Linked DNA regions of Homo sapiens: region 2 is linked to region 1. The links are chromatin loops, found by intact Hi-C in ENCODE. Cell type or tissue: Caco-2. All regions are shown on one strand. Each heading gives the region's core, and the rest is flanking DNA. Links, peaks and the distances in the headings are about the cores only.

Region 1 (10,377 bases), core at 771-8,770:
CTTCAAATTTAATAAATATTTTTGAGCAACTGTTGTGTATATGGCATAACATACTCCATGCTACCTTTGATTCCTTCTTCACCCTCCAACATTCTCCCTTCTCTTCTCTTCTCTGCACTACTTCCTCTCTTTTCTCATTTGCTCTCATCCTCTATTTATTATTCCTTGGTTTCTTTTATTTTAGATTTAGGGGGTATATGTGCAAGTTTGTTACATGGGTATACTGTATGATGCTGAGGTTTGGGGTACAATTGATCTTGTCACCCAGATAGTGAGGATAGTACCCAATAGTTAGCTTTTCAACCTTTGCACCCCTTCCTTCCACTCCCCTTTAGTAGTCCTGTGTCTATTGTAGCTATCTTTACTTCCATGAGTACCCAATGTTTAGGTCTCACTTCTAAGAGAGAATATGTGGTATTTGGTTTCCTGTTCCATGTTAATTTGCTTAGGACAATGGCTTCTAGCCACATCCATGTTCCTGCAGAGGACATGATTTCCTTATTTTTTATGGCTGCCTACTATTCCTATCACCTGTATTTCAACACACTCTGCAGGTGGTTCTTATGCCTGCTTCAGTTTGAGAAGCGCTGCTACATAATATGTAAATGGTTTATCTGGGAAAGGTGGCATGATCAGTTGTGAATGCTTTTTCCTGATCATATTTTATATTTATTCATTATGATCCTTAATAAATATTTTAATCTTTGAATGTTTTAATAATTTAAACATCTTTTAAAAAGTTGTTTTCCATTATAAATTAATTTTCCATTATAAATTAATACATGCTATGAGAGCTTCAGAAAACACAGAAAAGTGAAAAGTAAAAAGCAATTTACCCCTCTAGTATATTTATTGATAAGATTTGAAAAGTATGTATATTTTTTCCTATCTTTTCTGTGTATAATTTTTTAAAACTTTGTTTTTTTTTTCTGATTGTAGGCATTATATATTATCCTCATAGGGCTATAAAGTGATACTATATAGTCTTTGCTTTTTTCCTTTGGTTTAAGGGAATGCTCTTAGATAATCTTTGTCTTAAAAGAAAATTTTTTCTCTAATTTTTATTTAAATTTTATATAATTTAGGAAGATTCCTGGTATAATCATTAATGTCTCAAATAGTTATTTTACAGTCCAAATGGAGAATTTATTATCTTCTTAGTGCAACAGAAAAATTTAATTTACTACTCACTGGTAGCATGTATTCTGTATTATATGTGAATCTTCTTTGACCAAAACTTTCTAGAGGGTAGAAAAGCTTTTGCTTTGGAAGAATGCGTGACCACCCTCCTCTCAAACTGGCCTGATAGGAGGGGAGAGGGAGGGAATGATCTCAACAGAAAGTCCTGTTTTTCTAAGGTGAGTGGGGAACACCTCACCACTGTGAAGATGGAGGTTTTTGTTTTTCGGGCTTCTTTATTGAGACTGGAAAAGTCTTTGCCCAAATCTCTGCTTTTTTAGGCAGTTTGAGAAGAAATCAGCATGTAATTTTTAACCTTTGTAGAATAACTGGCTTCTGTGTTTGAGGTAGGGCAGGAGAAGTCTGGCCATGATTTTTCCTGTAGCCACTTTACCATGCTTTGTTTTGGAATACATCATTGCCCTCAATAATGCAGAATGTATTATGTTAAATGAAAAACTTGGTGCATTTCTTATGTCCACGAGTTAGACTCTTTCTCCAAGTCTAGTTGTTCCAAGAGTAATTGATACAACTTACCATTGAGAGGAACACAGTTCAGAAACTAAAGTAGCAAACAAGTATTTCTGAATTTTCAAGCTTCATTTGCATCTTTCAGAGAACATTAGTAACACTTTCTTTTTGAGTTAATATTTTATTGTCACGCAGATGGCAGTTGGGTATATAGTCTCCATACTTTATACTTTTTATAAATAAAAAATTACAAATTTTAAATAGCCAATGGTTGGTTATGTTTTCAGAAAACATGATTAGACTAATTCATTAGTGGTGGCTTCAAGATTTTCCTTATTATTATAGCTCCAGAAAATTCACCTACCTTTTGTCCCTTCTTAAAAAACTAGGTTGGCATGCATTTGACTTCACACTCTGAAGCAACATCCTGACAGTCATCCACATCTACTTCAAGGGATATCATGTTAGAATACTTTTCAGAGAGGGAATGAAACAAAGGCTCGATCATTTTGCAAGGCCCACATCATGTGCCTGAGAAGTCAACTACTCCAGGTTTATCGCCTGCAGCCTCCAAGGCTTCCTGAAAAGCAAACTTCTGCTCAATTTGCTTCACCATTTTGGCTGATGGGGTCTTCTAAGAAACATTTCTAAAAATTATCTCGTCCGTCTCTTGTTCCACACTGTTCCAGATCACTTCTTAAAACTCATTTTTACTTCCCTGTCCATACCTTTCTGAAGTTTCAACTGCTTTCCCCCAACCCCCACCCCGAAGTTCTTTATTATGTAGACTTTTTTTTTTTTTTCAGTTTTGGTATAACTTGCAATCAAGGAGAGCCAGAAAAGTGACTCAGCCACAGGAATTTGTCCATTTTGTGGGTGGGCTGGTGGGGGTGGCCTTGGGAGAACTTGATGGAGGCAGAATTATGACTAGTCATTAATAATCATAACTTTTTTTTACATTTTTAGTTTTTCTTATCATTACACAAAATATCCATGTAACATAATAACTAGTTTTTGTTACACAGGACATGCCTTGTAGTTGTGCTTTTTGCCTTGGCGACATAGACTGTGTATACCTAAGAACAGCAGAGTGACTGCGGTGGAATTGTTTATGAATGTTTCGTAATGGAAAACTGTTTCTGTGATAAATGAAACTGGGTTGGTTAGGATTGAATAGAATTGGAAGATAGCAGATCTTAAGGTACCACCCCAAACCCTGCTGTGTCACAGATTTTGGCTGATAGCATCTTATTTATGTTGAGAAGCTGGTTGGGCAGGAAGGATGTGTGGTCTGGATACTGCATGAGCCAGCTTGGCATTTAAATTTGCCAAAGACTTTGAAGCATTGCCACATTAAAAAAAAGTCCCTGTGGTAAATTTCAACATTCCTGTCTCCTATAACTCTGCATGTTATTATTTTTAGCCAGCATGACATCTTTCCACAGCATCACCGAGTGCCCAGTTGTCCATAGTGCTGAGCAGTGTCCACTACTCAGTGTGAGGCCTGGTTCCAGTCCTGCAGAAGCTTACACTCAAAGCCATGAACAGTTTTCTTTTTATTAATAGAAGCTTAAGAGCTTTCCCCAGACAAATATGTTGGCTAGCTGTACAACTTTTTTTTTTTTTTTAATTGCAGAGATGGGTGGTGTGTGTGTGTGTACGTGTGTGTGTATGTGAATCATTTTCTTGAAATACATAAATTCTTAGAAAAATAATGGCTGGAGAGTTGTGAGTAAATGAAAATTTGGTAAACAGGTGGCTTTTCTGTGATGAATAAAAATGCATATGTTTTGGAAGCAAGGCACTATAGGTTCTTGCTCCCTGCTTCTCTTGGGGCGTATTCCTTCCATGTCTCCCAGTGAGCACCAGGCTTCACCACACTGGCCTCCTTAATGTTCCCTAACACGCCAGCCATGCTCTGCCACAGGACGTTGGCATTTCAATTTTCTCCCCCTGCAAGACTCTTCCCCGCTAACCTAGAAGGCTGGCTTTCTCACTTTCTTCAAATAGTGGCTTCTCCCTGAGGATGTTTTTGGTTACCCATCTACAAGTTTATTCCTTCTGCTGGGGCTTTGGGATTTCATATTCTGCTTCTTAATTTTTCTTCTCTTTAGCGCTTATTAATATCTAACACACTATAAAATTTTAACCTCTTTATTTTATTGATCTCCTTCCCCCCTCATATAACCTTCCTAAGACTATGGTAATTGTATTTTCGATGGTATTCCCAGTGCCTGGAAGAGTGCCTGGATCATCATAAGTGCTCAATAAATAATGGCTGAATGGAAGGAGGGAAGGAAGAAAGGTTGTGAATGACTCTTGTTGGCTTCTAGTCATCATAACTGACCTTCTCCATAATTAGACAACCCATTGTAAGCTAGCAATCAGCTTATTCACTGTATAGAACAGCCTGTGATTTTTGAGGTCAATTTTGAGGTGTTCTGGCAGGCTTCTTGGTTGGTAATCATAGGAAGTAAACTCTCATTAGTATCTGGTGTATAGAGGCATGTTCTGTGAAACCAGTAAACACCTCTCTCTCTACATGATTCTACTATTTCATACATTTCCAAGAAGTCAACAGGTAGTAACAGATGCAGCCTGATTGATTTCTGGAAGGGAAATGACAGAGCATATTCGCCGTGGGATAGGTAAATGGAATCCTTGGCACTGAGATTCCATTATCTTTTGTCTACCGATAAAAGGTGTATGATTTACTTATCATTTAGTTCCACACCCGGCATTAGTAGGACTGATAGGTGAGGGGCTAGGAGGAGAGGGACTCCTGCGTGGCTTTGTAAATAGCGATAAAGCAGTGGGAATGTAAAACGCGGCTTGGCAGGGTCTGCCTGGGATTTTGCTGAGTCCATAGCAATACTTAATTAACTGTGCAAACATTCTATTCAAGATAAGACTATAACAGTTGCCTTGGGGAAAATTCTTTTAGTCAATATTTGTTTGATCTTTTGTATAGTATTTTGGCTTTGCTGTTCATGCTATAGCAAAGCTCCTGTTACAAATGCCGTTTTCAGGGATTTGCTGTATTTGCATACCAGGTCAGTCCTGGGAGAGGTAAAGGATGGGAATCACTGTTTAAATAGAGGTTCCAAGGGCTTTCAAACAAATCTTTGAAAGTTGAAATACTTTGTATCAATCGGTTGTCAAATAATTATTAAAAACCTGGATTAAGTACTCTGGGAAATCTCAAAATCTAGGATAAGATCTTTGCCTTCAGTTTGCTTATACTCTAGCTATAGAAATAGGACTCGAATCAGTAGATATAATAGAAGATGCATACACTAAATAATAACAATGGCTGTGATTTCCTAGACACTTAACAAGGACTGAGCACTGTCCTAGTACTTTTCTAAGCATGAATTAACTCATTTAAATCCCCTAGTAGTCCAACGAGGCAGGCGCTTTTGGTTAGTGTGAAGTTTTGTACAGAATAAACAATGTCATTTGGAGAAAGAGAAGACCAGGGAATCAAAGAGCCACGAAGGAAAACTTCAAGGACAAGGTCTCTCAGTCCAGATTTTAAAGATTGGGAGGCAAATGGCTTGCAATGGGAAGAAGAAAAAGGGCATAATGGCATTGGTTGTTTTGCTGGTAACATTCCTTTTCTCTCTTGAAAGTTGTTTTACCCCCCTTTTTTTTTGAGACAGAGTCTTGCTTTGTCACCCAAGCTGGACTACAGTGGCGCAATCTCATTTCACTACAACCTCTGCCTCCCAGGTTCACATGAGTCTCCTGCCTCAGCCTCCTGAGTAGTTGGGATTACAGGCACACACCACTACACCTGGCTAATTTTTGTATTTTTGGTAGAGACAGAGTTTTGCCATGTTGGCCGGGCTGGTCTTGAACTCCTGATCTCAAGTGATCTGCCCTCCTCAGTCTCCCTATGTTTTACCATTTCTTGACTTTCAGCACATGTGCCTCTGGTGAAGAGGATAATAAACAAACACATAAGTAAACATACAGGATGTCAATGTAATAAATGCTATGAAGGATAACACAGGAATGGGAGAATGCTAGGGTGGTTATTTTATTTTAGTTTAGTTTCTTGACTTTCAGCACATGTGCCTCTGGTGAAGAGGATAATAAACAAACACGTAAGTAAACATACAGGATGTCAATGTAATAAATGCTATGAAGGATAACACAGGAAAGGGAGAATGCTAGGGTGGTTATTTTTATTTTATTTTATTTTATTTTATTTTATTTTATTTTATTTTATTTTATTTCATTTTATTTTATTTTTTTGAGACACAGTTTCACTCTGTTGCCCAGGCTGGAGTGCAGTGGCATGATTTCAGCTCACTGCAGCCTCTGCCTCCAAGGTTTAAGCGATTCTTGTGCCTCAGCCTCCCCGGTAGCTGGGATTACAGGTGAGTGCCACCATGCCTGGCTAATTTTTGTGTTTTTAGTAGAGATGGGGTTTCACCATGTTGGCCAGGCTGGTCTCGAACTCCTGACCTCAAGTGATCTGCCCAGCTTGGTCTCCCAAAGGGCTAGGATTACAGGTTTGAGGCACCATGCCTGGCCTGGATTTGCAATTTTAAATAGGGTGGTCAGGAAAGCCTGAGACATTTGAGTGAAGATGGAAGGAGGAGAGAGAAAATGCTTTGAAGGTACTTATGGGGAGAGATTTCTAGGCAGAGGGAACAGCAAGTGCAAAGGCCCTGGGATGGGAACTTAACCTCATTTATTAAAGGAACACCAAGGAGGCCAGAATGGCTGGAGAATAGTGAGCAGGGGGAATGGTAAGAGGTGATGTCTTCATGGGTAATGCATGCCCAGTCACTGCTGGGTTTAATGATGATGATAATGGTGAGGTAGGCAGAGCTGTTTAGAGTTTTTTGAGTAGAATGGCAGGCTGGCAGCTGTCACTGCTTTCTGCAACCCTGTGCAGTTGTAGCTTCTCTTGCTTTTCACTAGCAGGCCCAGCCCAGTATATCTCTTGGTCTCTGACCCATTGCTGATGTGGGCAGAGGCACCCTGACAGCTTCACACCCATTAGCTGGCAGGTAGAAAACCAGCTGAAGCCCTGAGTGAGAGAAGGCATGTGCCCTGAATGACACCCTTGTTTCCACCCTCATGGTGTTTTCTTGGTCCGTGTTTCTGAGTTTCTTCTTTGATTTCCTGCTGTTACTGATATGCCAGCTGGGTCCTGGGATCTGCCTTGTTCTTGCTGTCTTCCTGTCCAAGCCCACTGCCGTGATGCTGGGAAGCAATGTTGGTTCTGGTCTGTGTCCTGCAGCTGTTTGGGGCTCTGTGCTGAGTAGAGCATTAGGAAGATCCGTTGTGCTGCTGAGGCCCCCTTTTCTTCCACTCGGTGCTTTTGCTTATCCTCCTACCACTGCTGTGTCTCCTTGGATGACAGACTTGGGGACCCAAGTGGGCATGGGTGCCTGCACTTCTATAGGTACCTGCTGGACCATCGCCAAAACTCTGCAGGCAGGGTGATGCACTCAGATTCTCTCCAGCCTGGATTTGCCTGTCTCTGATCCTTTCCCTTTAGCCCATGTTGCTGATCCTCTGAGTTACAAGCAGAAGCTCAATGAGAGAGGGAGAGGACAGCAACCTCGGGTGAGGGCGTGGAGACCCAGACCAGGGTGACGGCTGTACGAAAGGAGAAGGAGGACAGAAGTGATGGGTCTGGGGAAGGAAGCCTCAACAGACCGTGCTCCATTGGCTTATGGAGACTCAATAGAAAATCAGAGCCCATACAAGCATCTAAGGATCAATATTAATCCAGAAGTTGCAAATGCAACGAGTGCTTTCAGAGGATCTTATAGCCAAGACATGGCCAAGTTACGTAAAGAAGGTGTCTGCTGTGGAGCCCTGTGAATGTCCAGCTGGGGTGGGTCAATGTGGGTTCAGGTCAGAGGCTCAAGTGAATGTTTACTCAAAGGGTCGACCACAGGGCCACTTTTGTGATGGCACACGTGCACACACATGCATACACGCATGCATGCACACACACACACACACACACGCACATGTGCTCTCTCACTTATTCTCTCCTTTTGTTTTTGATTTTAGTTGCAGTTACTTCTAGATAGATCTAAAACATCAACTTTAATGCCATTAATAGGAATAATTATAGCACATATCAGCCTGATTCTCCAACCTACAGAGCAGAGGTTGAGTTAGTGATAGGATGATAGGTGATAGGAAGTTCTCTGAGGTTTTCTCCCTGCTTCCAGCAACACGAACCTGACTTCTAAGGGCACGCACAAAGGCTTTTGGCAATCAACTGTGAATCAAGGTGTGCTGATGGGCCCTTCCAGCCTCAGAGAAGAGTAATTGGGGTGAAAAAATGTTATTATAATAAAACTATAATATTGCTGTGATTCTAGAAGGTAGCTAAATGAAGGGAGGTTCCCTCTTTGAAGAAAAATGTGAACTAAGTGGTTTCTCTGGGCCTACCACTTACTTTCCTGGGAAAAGGATTAATTTGAGTTAACATTTATTGAGCTTCCAGAATATCCTATGAAATGCTTTAAAAGTTTAAAATACAATTTTTTTTCTGAATCGGTAATTGACTCATATGCTTCAACATTTAAAGGCAACAAAAGAATGTACAGTGAGAATCCCCCACCCCATTTTTCCTCCTCCAGGCAGCTAGTTTTTTTCTGCAAGGCAACCCATATTAGCAGTGTCATATATATTTTGTTAATATACAATATAGTGTGCTCAGTCAGTGTTAATAATCTTAAAGAAAACAAAATGCCTTTTCTCTTTTTAAGGACTTCGTATTTCATAAAACATGGTGAGCCAATCAGTCATATGGAGCTGTATTTTAGAAACTTTTATTATAAATCCAGTGAGTATATAATTCCTAGATGCTCCATTAACTTTATGCTTTTGATTTTTAAATTCAGAAATCTTCCTTCTCCTCTATTTCCCTCCCATTTTATAAACTGTTCTCAAATCTTTGGCACTCACTGTTGCTTCCTTATGGGGCAGTGCCAGCGCTGATTGGATAAGTAGTAAACAAATATTATAGTAATAGAAAAATGTAGACACAGACAATCAAGTGTAGATTGACTGTTTCTATTTAGATGGGTCTATATGTTTATGGCTGTGGTTTGACGTGGTGTTTTGCAGTGTGTATATTTTACTGAACACATTTCTGGCCAATTTAGACTTAATGTGTATGTTTGCATTAAATCTGTTCATGTGATGAAGTTAAATAGTTCATAAGATACTGAGACAAACAGCAACCAACAAATCATGCTTTTAAACTCTTTAAAAGTTGTCAAACTTCTCTTGGAGAAAAGAAAAAAGAAAACTCATTTATTTTTTGTAAGTGAAGGAATAGAGGGCAGAAGTTAGAAGAACCTATAACTAATGTGCATAGTTTGACTATGACCTGGGTTTGACTCCAGGTTTGTGGAAAATCTTAACAAAAAGAAAAGTATAAAGTTGGTCATATGACAATCCTAGTTTTGTTTTTCTGTGGTAGATGCCTAATAAATGCTTCTGATCACTAAATGTCATATATTCTGAAAAGTAGGTAAGATAAACAGATATGTAATCCATATAATTTTAAAAACAATGTTAGCAGAATACTTTTCTGCTTGTGTTCGGCAGTGTTGGTGGATGAGTAAAAACATGCCGAGACAAAAGCAAAGACAAAAAGCCTCAGAAACTATGGCCAGTGCTACGGCTGATGAGGCAGGAGGCTGACGGAGTTTGAGGCCAATCTAGGAGAGAGGGAGGATCCAGAGGAGCGGGAGAATGGGTTTTGAGTTTAGGAACGTGAACTGTCAGGATTTAACACTGGAGTAATCCAGAGGCGCGGGAGAATGGGTTTTGAATATCGGAAAGTGAAACGTCAGGATTTAACACTGGAGTAACTTAATAGCTACCAGAGTAGCACTAGAGTAACTTACTAGCTTTCCTGCAGCCTGGGGAGGTGAGGGCTTTCTCTCCTGGCATGCCTTATATAGCAGCCTGGACAGACTAGATTAACTTTGCAAATATGATCCCTTTGTATTTGGAAACCTTATTTTTATACATTTTGATTTTCTTCTTAAAGAGAATGCAGCATATAATAAGAAGTGATAACTATAGTTTAAAATAATTTACCCAGGACTCTGAGAGAACAGCTCTTGGAAGTGTTAGTTTTCAGCCTAACTCTAGAAATCTATTTCCAAGGGAATGGTTGACACACAGAAAAAGATTTGTCATAAGATGTTCTGTAATTCATAATAAAGAAAAACTGAAAGTGAGTTATTTGTCTAACAAGAAGGGAATGGATAAGGAAATGGTAGTACTATGTCCATTTTATCAGTAAAATAATATTTAGGGTATGTTTTCAGTTAGGTATGAGGCACAGTAAAATTCTGTGAAAAAAAGACAAGAAGAGAATGTTAATGCTGGTTGTGTATATGTGATGAAATTTTAAAAAAACTGTTCTGGATCTAATATATGGGCTATAATGTGGATATATTACCTTAAAAGGTAGAGGGAAAAAATCATCACTAAAAAAGACCAAGAGTTGAAAGTGGATGGAAAACTTGGTTGCCTTCATTCAGTGGAGGTTGTTATGAATGTTTTAAACCTCAGCTGTTCAGGCATTTTTGTAAATTCCTTGGCTGTGTAGTGCCAAGGTTAAGATGTGCTGGGGTTAGAGTTGGTTCTGTGGGGAGGAGGAGGAAACTCTTAGTAGGGAGAAGTGAAAACATTCCTAACCCAGTAGGTGCAGGGTTTGTAGCCCCG
Region 2 (10,377 bases), core at 825-8,824, 400 kb after region 1:
TGTCTGCTTTCACTACTTTTATTTAGTGCAACCCTGTAGATTCTAGCATGTGCAATAAGACAAGAAAAGTAAATAAAAGACATACAGATTGGAAAGGAAAATATGACTGTCCTTTTTCACAGACAACATGATTTCTATGTAGAAAATTCCAACAAATCTAAAGAGAATTCCTGGAACTAATAAATGAGTTCAGCAAGGTCATAGGATATACGATAAATTGAGAACTCAATTGTGTTTATGCTATCAATTAACATGTGGACACTGAAATTTAAAATATCCCATTTATATATACCATTTAAAAATATACCATTTAAAATATAGCATTATATTGCTCAGAAGAATTAAATACTTCCAGGTAAATCTAAGCAAAACATGTATAGGACTTGTAAGCTGAAAATTATGAAACGTCAATGAAAAAAATAAAATTTAAATAAATGGAAAGACCGTGTTCATAGATTGAAAGACAACATAGTAAAATGTCAGTTCTCTACAGATTGTTATATAGGTTTAACACAATTCCTGTCAAAATCCCAGGAAGATTTTTTTTTTTTTAGATATAGACAAAAGTGTTCTACAGTTTATATGGAAAGATAAGAAACTGGTATAGCTAAAACGATTTTGAAAAAGAAGACTAAAGTAGAAGGAATCAAACTACCCTATTTCAGGATTTAATATACAGCTGTAGTAATCAAGACTGCGGTACTGACAGAGAAATAGACATAGATCAATTAAACAGAATAAATAGACCTTAAAAATATGCCCATCTAATTTTTAACAAAGGTGTAAAAGCAATTCAGTGGAGGAAAGACAGCCTTTTTAACAAATGGTACTGGAGGAACTGGACATTCACAGGCAAAAAATGAATCTCAGCCTAAGTCTCACACTTTTTACAAAAGTTAAAGTGAATCACAGACTTAAATGTGAAATGTAAAAACATACAGCATTTAGGAAAAAATAGAAGAAAATCTTCATAAATCTAGGGCTAGGTGAGGTTCTTAGACTTAATACCAAAAGCATGACTCATAAAAGAAAAAATAATAAATTAGACTTCATCAAAATTTAAAACTTTTTTACCCGGCACAAGACCCTGTTAAGAGAATGCAAATGCAAGCTATGAAATGGGAAAAATATTTGCAAATCACATATCTGACAAAGAACTGCTATCTAGAATATATAAATAATTTTCAGAACACACCAGTAAACAAAATACATCATTAGAAAATAGGAAAAATATGAATAGACATTTCACCAAAGAAGATAACCAGATGGCAAATAAACACATGAAAACATTTAACATCATTAGCCATAAGGGAAATGCAAATTTCAAACATGAGATATTATGATACTTCTATCAGAATACCTAAAATAAAGAATAAGAAAAATGCCACATGCTAGTAAAAAGGAGGAGAAACTAGATCACTCAATACGTTGTTGGTAGGAATATAAAATGTTACAGCCACTCTGGAAAGCAGCTTGACAGTTTCTTAAACAACTAAACATGCAACTACCACATAACCCAGCAGTTTCACTTCTGGTCACTCATACAGAGAAGTAAAAAGTTATATTCACACAGCAACCTCTACACAAATGTTCATGGTAGCTTTATTAATAATATCTCTAAACTGGAAACAAACCTGGATGTCCTTTCAATGGCTGAATGGTTAAACCAACTTTAGTACATCTATGCCGTGGAATACTACTCAGCAATAAAAGTTAACAAACTCTTAAAAATTAACAAACCCAGTGAATGAGACTGAGTGAAAATGCCCAGTTCCAAAATACTACATGTTGTGTGACTCATTTATATAACATTCTCAAAATGACAAAATTATAGAAATGCAGTACCATTTAGTGGTTGCCAAGGGTTAGGGAAGGGGTGGGGGCAGGAGGGAAGAGGATGTGACTATAAAAGGTCAACATGAGGGATCCTTATGGCTGTGGAGAAGTTCTGTATCTTGATTGGGTTAATGTCAATATCACAGTTGTGATATTATACCATAGTTTTGCAGTTGTTACCATTTGGGGAAACTAGGTAAAAGGTGTAGAGGATCTCCTATTATTAATATTCCTTACAAATGCATGGGAATCTACAGTTATCTCAAAATAATAGGTTAAATTAAAAAAAAAAAAAACAGTTTAAACACAAAAAAATCAATTGTTTTGATCAGGAACCATGATCTAGAAGAAAAGCCAGATATCCCAAATGAGAAAGTTAAGAAGGACTAAGACAACATGGAGAAGAGAGAAGATTAGCATTGACCTGGTTGGGAGGAAGATCAGGAAGATTTCACAGAATTTATCACATTTGGATTGAGCCTTGAAGAATATCAGGTGTCCAGGAGTAGAAGATAGGAAAAAATATGCAGACCATGCTAAGGATGCACATTTTTCATCGTGCATGGTCAAAAGTTGTGGTACTATGTCTCAAGGTATATACGAGGCAATGAGGAGACAGTTTGGAGCCTCCATCAAGGAGAACCGTGAGTAATGAGGGCTGAGTTTCAGATGCCAAGCTCTGAGTTAGAAATTAAATTAACTGATGATTCTATCAGGGAAGCGCAGTTACTCCAATGCACTTGACACACAGCTTCGGGAGCAGAGAGAGCAATGGCCTATTCCCAAGCCACTCAGGCAGGCCAAATAAGCCTAGTAATTCAGCAGTCAGGATTCCTTGACAATTAGGTGGCATTCATGCTTTTGTGCGTGGCGGGTTGCATGTCAGAGACAAAACAAGAAACAATGAGGTCCGGAATTGAGGAAATGGAAAATGGAATAGAAAAGACCAGATGGATAATGGAGACATTTCAGAAGACTTGGAGACTCCCAGATTAGGGAGAAAAGTCTGAGCTGATTCCAGATTTCTAGTTCAAGTTACTGGAGAAGCTGGAGGTACAATATCCCAGGAGGTCCCTTCCTGAGATAGACACATGTGAAGATAAAAAGATGCAAGGGGGAGGGAGATAATGCGTTGGGTTGAGACACATTAGGTGTGAGGTAATGCTGGAAGTGTCCAGAAAATAGTTGGTAATTTGGTTCTACAGTTCAGGAAAAAGACTCAGACTGAACACATGGCATGAGAAGTTTGATGAGGCCACTTGAGTGAGAAGAGGTTCAAGGACAGAACATGGGAGAATATCGACTTTCATATTAGGGAAAGTGTTGAAAGTGGAGAGAACAGAGATTAGGAGAACATCTGGAAGACAGAACTCTGAAGTCTAGGATGGAGAGTCCCACAGATGAGATTATCCATAGTAGAGTCCCAGAGTCACAAAGAGATCCTACAGGGTCAGACATGGGAAAAGGGCATGGAATTTGATGCGTAGGGCACAGTTGTTGCAGGGGAGTAGTGTGGCAGAAGTGAAGAGCTATGTGAACAGTAAGGAATGGGGGCAGGGAGAGAGCAGGCAGCTGCGACTGGCCTTTCATTTTTCAGTATAATTCGTAATATTACTATTAAAGTATTTTCCTCCCATTAATTTTCTTGCACCTGGAAAATTATTCTCTAGCATCATTTTTATCAACCTGTATGTTTGTGAAGAAACTAAAACAAGCAGAACCATGAAGAATAATTGAGTGGCAAGAAAGCCTTTTATAAGAAAGTTGGACATTTGTAATGTCTCAATTCAAATCATCTTATGTATGTTTTGTTTAAATATAGTTTCTGTTATTAAAAACAATATTGGTGGGTAAATGAAAGTTTGCAATTTAGCTTTGGGTTACTTTTAACTTTCAGAACGAGATTATGAACTCTGTGTGCATGCGTGCACATGGGTGTGAATTTCATAAAAATTATATTTTCCAATTGTTGATGAAGTTCTCTTTCCCATTTCTGATTTTAGTTGAATGCCTGTTAATCTAATAGTAAAAGACTTTTGTTTCACAACCTCTGGGAATACCATGTAGTTGCAGAATATGAGATTTTAGAGACAGAAACTAACCTGGTGGAAATTCAAATTCATCTTTTATCTTTTAGATAAAAGCCTTTGAAATCCTTTTAGTGTGAAGTTATCAGCAGGCTTGATTCTCATATTACCTCATTACTAACCCAAGGAGTTTTCAAAATGCATAGAGAACAATGCTCTGTGGCTGAAACTAGGTTTTTATCACTACTCCAGTCCAGTGATAAGCCAAATGTGGCCCACCTAGTTCTACTTGGGAAATTCTGCCTGCTCACCCCGATAAACCTTTGGAGATCATGAGATCACAACACATATAGAAGGTTCTCATAAGTTGTGCACTGAAGAAACCTGTTCGAGTTTATTTGAGCATTTTCAAAACTTCTTAAACCACAGAACCTTTTTCCACATTAACATTTCATAACTCACCTAGGGTTTTTGTAAGATAAGAAGTGGAATAAATGCTTTTGAAGGATTGATGCTTCAGCACTGAGGTCTGTACTGCTGGAAGTGATGGCAGTGTTCTCCATATATTTTTGTTTCATGGATTGGACTGGGTGAAGTACAAGAAAAAATTCTTACTGCACTGATCTCCCTTCTACCCCCAGAATGGCAAAAAATCAGCTTATTAGGTACTAAGGTTTTGCATGTGTTCCTGAAAAATTATTTTTATCAGTTGTTGCGTCTACTGTCATTCAATGGAATACGCTCTCCATTATGTATAAGATATTTTGTTAAAGATAGAAAAGTATGAACAAAGAAGTAGTCATATCAAGTTCACCAATTGTTATTTTAAGGCTTACTTAAAACAGGATAATTCACTACTTGGGGGAAAAGGCTGATTTCCAAAACTGCAGCTATGTAGTGATTTACTCATTCCATAAGCCTATGATCTTATCTGCTCGGATTTACATTTGGAGCAGTAAAACCTCTGGCAGCTGCTCTTAGCTGTCTGCATGAAGAGGAGACAGGAGATAAGAACATTCCTGATTTTATTGCTTTCTAGAACATTTGAAGTTGGGGTGGGGGTGGGAAAGATGAACCTATTGTGACCATAAACGTCCATCGAGTCTGATACCAAAGAAGTAAACCAGTCCTCTTAGAAGATGTGGTAAATCTCCCAGGCCACTGGCCTCCATTTGTCAAAACCTGTTAAGGCTTAAAAAAGAGGAGAGCTGCTGCCTCTTCTTCAACAGAAAAGCAATCACTCCAATGTTAAGATAGTTTAGGGCTTTGGGATAATTATTGCCAGGTAGAAAACTTTCAACTATTCTTATTGTGAGCTCCCCAGATGACCTTACCCTACTCCCAAAGAGCTCCATAGGACCCTGGGCAACCTTGGAGCAAGCTTCAGCCCAATCCAACTAACAATTCCAGCCGGGATGCAGTGTGGGACAGCATTTAGGGGAGGGTGTTGCCACAGACTCTGCCCAGGCACACCTGCCAATAGCATCACCACTGGGAAAGTGGCAGCTCTTAGTACGACTTAATTGGAGACCATTTGGGATTCCTGTCAGGTGAGGGTCTCTAGGAAGACTGTTAAAACCCCTGAGTTTTGATGACTTCCAGGATGTGTTGAAGGGTCTGTATTAGCTCATTCTCAAGACCTAAAATTTTCTTACGCTTTCTTCTTTGGACATTAGTTCTTCAGTTAAAAGCTGCCAAAATCATGACAGAATCTGGTGGGGGAGAGGGGAGGAATTTGTATTGCCTAATAAATAATCTCATAGAAGGTCATAATTCCATATTAGCCACTAAATATCTGAAATGTATAAAGCATGCAAAGTTGGATCCAAGATGTGGATGAAAAACAGCTCGGTGACATTTCTTAAGAATTATTCATTTTCTTTTTTAATGTGAAAGTAGAGCAAGAACATTCTCCTAAATCCCAGACTTAGAGAGCTGAACATTGCCTGGAGGCCATAAAGAATTACATTGACAAAGCCATTTTTCTTTAGTTTTTAAATTACACATTAAAAGTTCCCCCAAAGAATTTTGGAAGAGATCTCAAGCTTTCAGATTCATTAGACATAGAGGGACCTCTGGAAACTCCCATCATGGTCTTCATCTGTTGTCCTAGGAAGACACTGAAATCATGCTAGGGAGAAACGAAGCTCCTCAATTTTGGAAAAATGTTCATTATTGTTTCAGTCTTCGTCTGTAATGCACCCTGGACCCAGCTATGCTCATTGGCACAAAGTTTTAAATTGTTCTGCTCTTGTGAATAGCTGCTTCCCCCCAACACACACACACACACACACACACACACACACACACACACACACACACACACACACCAGCCACTGCTGTAGTGTTTTATCTCCTTGAGGACTACTGTTACCTGCCTAACTCATTTTAACCCTGAGTTCTTTGAACCTCTTTGTCCTTTCATCTTCCTTAAAATTGCTATGACTTATACCTCTTAAATCATCCCCGCAAAACCACTCATCCCCTAAAAATAAAAATCAGTCCAGTGGCAAAATTTGTTGAAAGGCAAGGAGAAACCATTGTGTCTTGGTTTATGGGAATAATGCTGGGCAGAGAAATCAATATTCTTTGAAGGTTGTCCTCCTACCATGGCAAAGTGGAGCTCTCCAAAGAGGTCTTTGGGGTTGGACATAAACTCAAAGCAGTGCACATCTTATGTGCTATTAGCTCTTTTCTGGAATGATAATGCTGACACTCCTGTTATTTTCCTTTTAGGCAGGTTTGGTCAACATTTCCCATCTCAAATATATTTTCTCTGTTGACAGAGACCAGATACTGCTACACTCAGCACACAATGGAAGTCACAGGAAACAGTATCTCAGTCACCAAACGCTGTGTCCCACTGGAAGAGTGCTTATCCACTGGCTGCAGAGACTCCGAGCATGAAGGCCACAAGGTCTGGGCAACAGAGCAAGTGACCAGTACTACATAGCCAGCTGCCTTCTCTTCAGACATCTGCCAGTACTCATGAGCAGATTCTTACTCCCCCGTGAAGGCTGTCTTTTGATTGTCTTTATGCTCTATGAAAAGACGCTTCCTTTCCTGTTTACTCTAAAAGAATACACATTTATACCAGAGCATAGGACAACTGATATAAATTGTGTAAACACACATGAAGAGGGTGTTCAGTGTTATTGTAATAACTTTCTTCACTCAGAGGAAAGTAATAAAGCTACCAGAAAAAAGAGGAGCAAGAGACCAGTTATGTCCATCACAGTGAAGCTTTGCAGATGTACCCAGTTCATTCATCACAGGAGGACCGACGCAATTCAGCTTTGATAACTTTCTGTAAAGTAGGGCTCATGTTGTGACTGGGATGTTAGTTTGGGGAGGGTCTCCATTGGCTCTTGAGTCATTTGATAGGTGATGGAGACCCATCTTGTGTGTTCGCTTAAGCTTCACCTGGTACCTGTAGAAGCCTGTATACGGAAACACATGGTGCCTATGTACAGAAGCACTCAGTGTAAAATGAGCTTGGGAGGCAGCCTTGAAGGGGCATATGGACAATCACAGAAAGGCAGCCTTGCCCTCTATACGTGTGTCTATACATGTCTATATGCTGTCTATACGTGTGACCTTAACATAGCATACTTTGGCCTTTATTTAGCAGCTGAACACTTCTGCAGGTGGCCTTCCTGGTGGTTTGGGCAATGTCCATTCTCAATACCTGGGAACAGCACTGTTTCTTAAGAAGGCAGACACCTAATTTTCAAGCAACCTCTTGAATACACTAATAATTAAAATTTTAAATATAATCTGCCTATTCTGCTCCTGGTTCAAAATGAGTAAAACCAAAGGCTTTCCCTGACCTCTCCAGCAAATTGGACTTGATTCTGAGGAGTTACTGTGGCCTCTTTACCAAGGAGAAAGTTAAGGATTAGAGAAATTGGGTCATATGCTCGGTCACACAGCTGGTAAGTGACAGGCACAGAATTCCAACTCACCTCTGGTTTGGAGTCTACCTCCGCAACATTATACTGACTTCCTGGCACGTGTCACTGTGACTAAAGACTCAAATCCCTGCAGGAAAATGACTGTATAGAATGTTATTAATAACCATCCTATGACTAGGAATCACCTGGGAATCTTGTTAAAATGTAGTCCTAATTCTTTGTCTGGGGCAAGGTTTGAGATTCTGCACTTGTAACAAACTCCCAGCTGATGTTGGAGCTGCTGGTCTGTACTTTGTGTAGCCATGCCCCAAGAAAGTTTTTGTCACTAACTCTGTGGGTTTATTTCTTTCTAATGATCCACGAGTAAGGTGGTGTAAAGCAGGAGTAACTGCATGAATGAAAACCCTTCAAACATTAACTCACCCAATGAGAATGGAGACACTTATGCAAACAGTTCTGTGAAAGTCAGTACTCAAGTTTAAACCACCCGGGTTGTTGCCACTTGACTCTCACTTGAAAACTTGGCAAACGAAGGCTTACCCTCTCTTCCTCAAGTAGTCAGAAAGAGCCTCATGGAAAAACACGGACGAGTTTCTTTATTCCCATTTTAAGGGCGAAAGAACTGAGGCCCAGGAAGGCTATACACCTTTGTAAGAATCGTATGGGTGGAGGGTGTCAAAAACAAAACCTAGCTCTCTTGAAGTTTGGCCTGGGGAGTTTTCATGTTGACCAGATTGCTTCTAGAAGAAATATTATCCCCAGCCTTCCTGAACGTAGAGTTGGCATCTCCTTTATAGATTAGGTAATTTTTACTTGCATCTTGCCATGTGGGCGACAGTGCCTTCAAAAACCCTGCCTCCTTCCAAGACATGCTGGCTTCTCATTATCTTTTTTTCTTCCTTTCTTTCAGGTCTGCACTTCTTGTTGTGAAGGAAATATCTGTAACTTGCCACTGCCCCGAAATGAAACTGATGCCACATTTGCCACGACGTCACCTATAAATCAGACAAATGGGCACCCACGCTGTATGTCAGTGATAGTGTCCTGCTTGTGGTTGTGGTTAGGGCTCATGTTATAGTGGCTCAGTGGCTCCATGTGTTAATAGCGATCCATGGGGATCTCGATGGTCCACAGACCTGCATGAGTCATTGGCCTGACAGTAATTACACATGTGAGACACAACACTCTTGGAGGTCATCACAGCCAAGCATTGCCACTTACCATGAGGAATAAATGTTGCTTCATTGTAGCCATTTTGAGTCTAACCGAGACTCATCAAAGCCTTCTGTCAGTACAGCCCAAGTTCCATACCATAAACGTTTGTTTTCATTCCAAGAAGTAGTTCTGCATTTATCGAGATCTGGGGTTCTTAATTTGGAAGAATACATGCATGAGATGCAGTAGGTCCTGAGACTGTAAGATATTAGGAGTATGTTATAGGGGCATGTATAGATGTGGGCTTTTCAGGAGAAAAGTAACCATTGGTTTAAATATAATCATGAGTTCATTTGTAGCTTTAGAATTTTAAAACATTGACTCCAAACTGAATGGACTATTTCCTTGGAAATTCTGACTGAGTCCCTGGAAGAGTAGTAATTCCAACAATTCCAGCCATTTGTTCAATTAATTTTCCCAACATTCTTCTCCCAGTGCTGGGAATCACATTTCCTCTGTTCTGTGCAGAAGACAAAAAGGCAATCATAAAAGTTTGTTATATTTGTGGGGGTGCCTGGAGGAGGATTTTCCTCAACTTAATGGAGCCACTGTCCATAAAGTGGCTGTTATCCCTTCATATAATTGGTGAGATCAGCCTTCTCCTTGACTTGGCACCTAATTATGCTTCATGAGATCCTAGATTCCACCTGAGTCAATTGTGTCCAGAGCCCCAAACCAGGATGGAGTTGTTTTCCCCAGATATGGGGTTCTATTCAGCCATAGATAATCTAGACAGAGGATTTCAGAATGAAAGGAAAAATGTGTGGAGATTAGTCCTAGTTCATTCTGAGGGCCGACTAAGTGGCTCAGCCAGCTTCTTACTCCATCTGCAGTTCATACTGCCAAAGAGCTCCCACTTCCAAATCCCCAGTGACTTTATGGAGAAGATTCTGCATTAAATTGTCTTTCGAATGATGGGGAAGCAAGGCATAATATGCGATGATGAGGAGAAAGTAGACCAGTGAGGTGATTGCAAGACTAACAAGGAGACTCAATGGGAAGTTTTTCTTTCTTTTAGATATTGCTTTTGAAGTAGATGGTAAAATTTTTGTCATCCTTCTTGTATTTTTTGTACCCCAAGTTACAATTTTTCTTCTTCCTTGTAAATAATTTAAACAGTATTTATTTTTGTAAGGCATAACTAGAAACTAAAATATATTCTAAAAAATTCATTATTCTGAACAAAGTGATCAAATTAGAATACATATTTTTCAACAGTGGTAGAGCTTTTAATATATGTTTATTGAAAGTTATCTATAATACTTGCACCAGTGTTGAAAAAAGTTAACATGTAGGCAAGAGCAATATGTTTGTCTCAAGGATTTTTCCATGGTTTCCTCAGTGATGGTGTCCTGGAATTATTCAGGTGGTGACCATCACTGGTC

The links. A loop is a pair of places that touch in the nucleus more often than their neighbours do. Peaks named below come from ENCODE experiments on the same cell type or tissue, not always from the same donor. Only the 100,000 strongest peaks of a DNase experiment are listed, where the experiment ranks them.
Region 2: a loop joins it to region 1, with 3 times the contacts of the local background. A loop is called at or near these places in 1 of 110 quality-filtered maps.

What each region holds. Positions count from the first base shown.
Region 1 is chr2:149,066,645-149,077,021 of GRCh38, forward strand. The region is part of intron 1 of LYPD6B (LY6/PLAUR domain containing 6B); the gene reads left to right. It also overlaps the pseudogene TXNP5. Among named protein-coding and RNA genes, the nearest start is that of LYPD6B, 33 kb to the left of the region's middle. In Caco-2, for the core only: no CTCF peak of the experiment used is centred there; a DNase peak (open chromatin) is centred at 4,447; H3K4me3 peaks cover 192 bases.
Region 2 is chr2:149,461,996-149,472,372 of GRCh38, forward strand. It overlaps LYPD6 (LY6/PLAUR domain containing 6), which reads left to right. Exons shown (of 5, transcript NM_194317.5): 4 at 6,650-6,780; 5 at 8,688-10,377. The coding sequence ends at 8,855. Among named protein-coding and RNA genes, the nearest start is that of MMADHC-DT, 120 kb to the right of the region's middle. In Caco-2, for the core only: no CTCF peak of the experiment used is centred there; DNase peaks (open chromatin) are centred at 4,146 and 4,856.